2 separate regions of the Homo sapiens genome follow, and region 2 is linked to region 1. Evidence: read pairs that join two places in POLR2A ChIA-PET (ENCODE). Cell type or tissue: GM12878. All regions are shown on one strand. Each heading gives the region's core, and the rest is flanking DNA. Links, peaks and the distances in the headings are about the cores only.

Region 1 (2,905 bases), core at 105-2,604:
GGCTGCTCAGGCCGACCTAGGGCTTGGAGGGACTTCGGAATCCTAGCAGGGAGTGAGCTGGCAGGTGTTTCTGTAACGGAGAGTGGAGGACAGCTTTGGAGTGGGATAGGGAGGAGCTGGCTTTGCCAGGTTTGGTCTGAAAAGATGCTGGGGTCAGGGCCAGGGTGGTGGGTTGGTACCCTCCTAAGTTCAACAGACTGAATCTTAGTATCGGAGCTGAGGACCACTTGAGTAAAGTAAGCCAGAGTCTGGGAGAGCCCCAGGGAAGGTGGCCTCCCTGCAGAGACTGGAGAGACAGACCCCTAGTGGTGAAGGCAGAGGCTGCGGTGGGGTGGGGGTGGGGGCGGCTTTGGGAGTGCAGACCCAGGAATCAGGTTTTCCCAGGTACCCGAGCCTGGGACAGAAAAGCAGTGAGGATCTGTGCCCCACCCCCACCCTAAGCCTTGGGACCTGAAGACTTCTCCTATTGCTTAGTTGGGAACCTGATTAGGACCCTCCAGGGCAACTTCCTCCTCACTGCCTCTGTGGTGTTTGGGACTATGGTTTGTGACACACCCAGTAGCACCTTCCCATCAGTTCATTTGGAATCTGGATCCAACCAGTATGGATTGGTCTGACCAGTCTCCCAGTCTTGATCAGCAGGGCTGAGCTCTCTTGGGTTGGAGCCTCCTGGGTCTTGAGAGGGCTGTCTTTGGGCTCTGTCTTGTCAAGTGCCCTTTCATTAAGTTGGGAAAACAGAGCTAGCATCTCTTAGGCCGTAGCAGAGCTCTGCTGAGCCAGAGTCCCCAGGTTCAGTTTACTCCGGGAAACTCTGCTTAACAGAGGCCAGTAGCCTGAGGCCAAGCCCTGGAGCAGTGCTGGTAAACCCAGGGAACTGCACACAGGCTGCCCAGCACAGCAGGCCGCCCTGGAGATGGTGATAGTCCCCCCTCTCTACCCACCCCCGACAAATGAACAGGCCCTGCGGCTTTATGCCATCACTTACTTCCCCATTCTCAGAGGTCTTGGAAAACCAGTTTTAACTCATTGCACACCGGGTTCCCTGCAGCGTGGCCTCTTCCAGACCTTCCAATCTGGCGTCCACCTTCTTAGTCTGAGATTACCCAGGACACAGCACACACCTAGTGTACATCTGCAATTTAAGAGTTTCTTGGCCAGGCGCGGTGGCTCATGCCTGTAATCCCAGCACTTTGGGAGGGCGAGGCGGACAGATCACGAGGTCAGGAGATTGAGACCATCCTGGCTAACATGGTGAAACCCCGTCTCTACTAAAAATACAAAAAATTATCCAGCCGTGGTGGCACATGCCTGTAGCCCCAGCTAGTCAGGAGGCTGAGGCAGGAGAATCGCTTGAACCCGGGAGGCAGAGGTTGCAGTGAGCCCAGATCGCACCACTGCACTCCAGCTTGGGCGACTGAGCAAGACTCTGTTTCAAAAAAAAAAGAGTTTAGGAGTCTGGTGTTGGGAATGGTTTTTTTTTTTTTTTTTTTTTTTTTTTTTTTTTTTTTTTTTTGCTAAGAGAAACAAGTGAGCAAAGTTAGAACAGCTGGCATTGTTTTATTTGTTTGTTTGTTGTTGTTTTTTTTTTTTGAGACGGAGTTTTGCTCTTGTTGTCCAGGCTGGAGTGTAATGGCACAATCTCGGCTCGCTGCAACCTCTACCTCCCGGGTTAAAGCGATTCTTCTGCCTCAGCCTCCTGAGTAGCTGGGGTTACGGGCATGTGCCACCACCCCTGGCTAATTTTGTTTATTTAGTAGAGACGGGGTTTCGCCATGTTGGTCAGGCTGGTCTTGAACTCCCGACCTCAGGTGATCCACCCGCCTTGGCCTCCCAAAGTGCTGGGATTACCGGTGTGAGCCACCCTGCCCAGCCTTTCAGCTGGCATTGTTAACAGCACCAGAGTCAGAGCTGGGGCAACTGTCTAGCCCAGCATCTCTCTCTGAGGGTCTGTCCTGGACCCTCCTCCACCCCAGGTTGGGTGAGGGTCCTGAGCCTAGCTTTGCCAGAGTCCTTCTGCCCCACAAGTAATCCTCTTTTAGGGCCTTTGTATTCTTTCTTTCCCCTTTCCAGCATTATAAGCTCCTTGAGGGTAGAGGCCATGCCTTCTTAGTGTTTTCACCACTCAGTGCTTGGTAAAGAGACGGGTCTCCAGTAAGTGTTGGACAAATGAATGAACAATGGATGACTCTCTGGCAAGCCCCACTGGCCTTTTTGCTGTTCTTTTTTTCTTTCTTTCTTTCTTTCTTTTTTTTTTTTTTGAGACGGAGTTTCGCTCTCATTGCCCCGGCTGGAGTGCAATGGCACCATCTCGGCTCACTGCAACCTCCACCTCCGATTCTCCTGTCTCAGCCTCCCGAGTAGCTGGGATTACAGGCGCCCGCCACCACGCCCGGCTATTTTTTGTATTTTTAGTAGAGATGGGGTTTCACCATGTTGGCCAGGCTGGTTGCGAACTCCTGACCTCAGGTGATCCACCCACCTCAGCCTCCCAAAGTGCTGGGATTACAGGTGTGAGCCACCACACCTGGCCTTTTTTTTTTTCTTTTCTTTTTTTTTTTTTTGAGACAGAGTTTCACTCTGGCATGATCTCGGCTCACTGCAACCTCCACCTCCCAGGTTCAAGCTATTCTTGTGCCTCAGCCTCCCAAGTAACAGGGATTACAGGTGCATGCTACCACATCTGGCTGATTTTTGTATTTTTAGTAGAGATGGGGTTTCACCATGTTAGCTAGGCTAGTCTTGAACTCCTGACCTCAAGCGATCTGCCCACCTCGGCCTCCCAAAGTGCTGGGATTACAGGTGTGAGCCACCGTGCCTGGCCCTTTTTGCTGTTCTTAAACACACCAGGATGCTCCCACCATGGGGCCTTTGCCCTGGTTGTTTCCTTGGGCTGGAATATTCTTCT
Region 2 (2,905 bases), core at 141-2,640, 54 kb before region 1:
GGTCATTTATAAGGAGAGCATCCACAGCTGCTTGGACTGCTAGAATCTTTAGCAGATTCCCAGGTAGTGAAAAACTGGATTCATCTTCTGTTGGAAAAATGTTAACTGTCAGAGCTCAGTTTAAACCATGGGACAGGATAAAAGGCCAGGGCAATGCTCCTCATGCAATGCAGGGCATTAAAGCCTGGAACGGCTGGGAAACATCCTAACTTTCTCAGCAGTTTTCAACAACCTACTATACAACAAGTAAGAGGATGGCAACAAGAAAGACCTCAAAAGAAAGAAACAACTTGCATTTAGGGATACCCTATGGGCAGAGAACACAGACTTACTAACTTGGGTATTCTCACTAAAGACCTAGGGCAAAAAACTTAGACTAAACAAAAAATTATTCTCCCCTGCCATTTCTGACAGTTGGGGACTTTCCATTAAAAAGTACGTCAGGAGGTTAACCCAGAAACCTGTAAGCTCAAAGGAAAATGTGTAGTCATATAATGAGATTATATAGCAAAGATCTCCAGCCTATGCCTCCTATCCCCCTGCCGAGACTAAATTTTTCCCACAGGTCTGGCCTGCTCGGTACTTAGAACCTAATTGCCAAAACTAATCTCTCTGCATGACAGAAAGCAGATCAATGGTTGCCTGGAATCCAAGAAGGGGAGGAATACTGCAAAGGGGGATAATAAGGCTTTTGGCAGGTGATGGAAACATTCATATCTTAATTGTGATGGTGACTACATAGGTGTAAATATTTGTCAAAACTCTTCAAACTGTATTCTTCTGTTGTATGGAAAGCACACCTCAGTAAAGTTGATTTTAAAAAAATCAGATGCCAGAGTTTTAAAGATCAGCAGATTGCATTTTAAAAATCCAGATTATCCAGGCTGGGCTCAGTGGCTCATGCCTGTAATCCCAGCACTTTCGGAGGCCAAGGCGGGCGGATCACAAGGTCGAGATGGAGACCATCCTGGCCAACATGGTGAAACCCCGTTTCTACTAAAAATACAAAAATTAGCTGGGCGTGGTGGCGCGCCTGTAGTCCCAGCTACTTGGGAGGCTGAGGCAGGAGAATCGCTTGAATACAGGAGGTGGAGGTTGCAGTGAGCTGACATGGCGCCACTGCACCCCAGCCTGGCGACAGAGCGAGACTCCATATATATATATAAAAAAAAATCCAGAATTCCAACTGCTCTTGAAAAACTGGAAGATTTAGCCTCACTGAGCTGACATTTCCTTTTAGCTACAATGGCTGGAGCTCACTAGCTGTCGGCTTTTTCAGATGGGTATCTGCCTTTCTATTTTGCCACAAGAAACTTCTATTCCAAACTAGCTTTATCCAGAACAAATTATATTAATCAAAAGAAACAGAAGTTCAGTTCCTTTTCTCTTCCCAAAAGATGTTATGATTGGGGTTCAAGCAAAGAGAGTAAGTGTATAAACGAGAAGCTACGAATCAGGCATAAGTAGAAAAAGAAACAAGAGGAGATGGAAAAGTAAAAGAACCAGGTGCTGTTAATGTCACATAAGTCAAGAAGGCAAGAGTTTCAGGGTAATGGGTTAAATGAGCTGAGGAGGACAAAGGGTGAGAACGAGAATAGAGTACTGAATATGGCAAGGAAACAGAATGACCTTTCATGAGAATGGTGTTAGTGTACTAGCAAGATAGAGCACAGGTCTGAGTCAGCATGTTAAGGAGGTGGACAGCTAGGAAACAAAAGGATCTGTACACACAACACATTCAAAAGTCTCAGCAAAAGGAGAGTCTGGGGTCAGAAGAGGGACGGCAAAGTCAAGGAAAAGCTTTGTTAAGGAAGGGGAACGGGGAACATTAGTGGTTGGAAGGAGAGGAGCCTGACAGCAGAAATCAGAAAGCAAGGAACTCACGATACAGGCTAGAAGAGCCAGCTTAATGAAGGGACAAACACTGCTTTCTATTAGCACCAACCATCTTCTAGTGACAACTGTACTAGGAAAGCCTGGCGTGGGTTTTTAAGGAATGTGGATATAAGAATGCAGAAGGAGAAGCAGTCTTGAGGCACCTCCTTCCAGAGCACCGCTCCTCTGGCTCTCCCCTGTGAGAGGCCTCAATGAAGTGTGGGTATTGAGAAGAGGCCTCAGTCAGGGCAAACCAAGAGTGCGCGTGGCAGTACCTGAGAGATCCCCAGTGATGGAGGAGGTGCCGAAGTAGTAGCCGCGGGGCAGGCGGACTCCGGGCACTTCAATGCAGTCCCTCCACTCATGCTTGCCATCAATATCCATCATTATCTAGAATAAAAAGAGAGATAAATCAGGGTCAGGCCATGGGAGCAAGAGCGACACAGCCCACACCACCATCTGGTCCAGGACAAGGACTCTCACCGTCAAATGCCTCTTGACGTAGCGAATCACCAGGAAGGTGTCGTAATGAAGATTGCGGACAATGGCTGTGCAGCCTCCCAGCTCTGTAGGCCGCCCATCCCGCTCATGATCATAGCTGAGGGAGCCGTTGTTCACCATGGCTGAGATGTAGGGGAATACCCGCTGGAAAGCAGAGAGGGGGAAGCAGACACTAAGGAAGAGCACATAGGAACGCCTGTACAAACAGCAACAGGAATTCAGCACATACAAGTTGAGCCCCTTACAGCAGAATAGGCAGCCACTCGACCTCATTGTCAGCAGCCCCTGAGAGCCCACATTCAGATGGTCTCTCAAGGGAAATGGGCCCAGGAAGCGACTACACTTGGTATTTGCCTTCAGTAATTCTCTTGGCTCCTGAACTGGGGTGGGCCTGAAGTGGTCCTCCTAAGACGCTGGAGTCTGACTTGAATGCCCCAAGGTCACCATTTGGCACTTATGTGCCGCCTAATACCAGGGGTTTCCTTTTCGTGTATATGTACCTATCTCCCCAACTGCCACATAAGCTTCT

What was found. Peaks named below come from ENCODE experiments on the same cell type or tissue, not always from the same donor. Only the 100,000 strongest peaks of a DNase experiment are listed, where the experiment ranks them.
Region 2: POLR2A ChIA-PET joins it to region 1 with 5 read pairs; 11 of 35 experiments call an interaction of 5 or more read pairs at or near these places.

What each region holds. Positions count from the first base shown.
Region 1 is chr2:96,763,554-96,766,458 of GRCh38, forward strand. All of the region lies in intron 1 of CNNM4 (cyclin and CBS domain divalent metal cation transport mediator 4), which reads left to right. Among named protein-coding and RNA genes, the nearest start is that of CNNM4, 4.1 kb to the left of the region's middle. RefSeq lists a silencer at 265-314 and enhancers at 645-694, 1,015-1,114. In GM12878, for the core only: a CTCF peak has its summit at 306 (motif pointing left); no DNase peak of the experiment used is centred there; H3K4me3 peaks cover 2,190 bases; H3K27ac peaks cover 1,489 bases.
Region 2 is chr2:96,709,506-96,712,410 of GRCh38, forward strand. It overlaps LMAN2L (lectin, mannose binding 2 like), which reads right to left. Exons shown (of 8, transcript NM_030805.4): 5 at 2,359-2,520; 6 at 2,151-2,265. Among named protein-coding and RNA genes, the nearest start is that of LMAN2L, 29 kb to the right of the region's middle. In GM12878, for the core only: no CTCF peak of the experiment used is centred there; no DNase peak of the experiment used is centred there.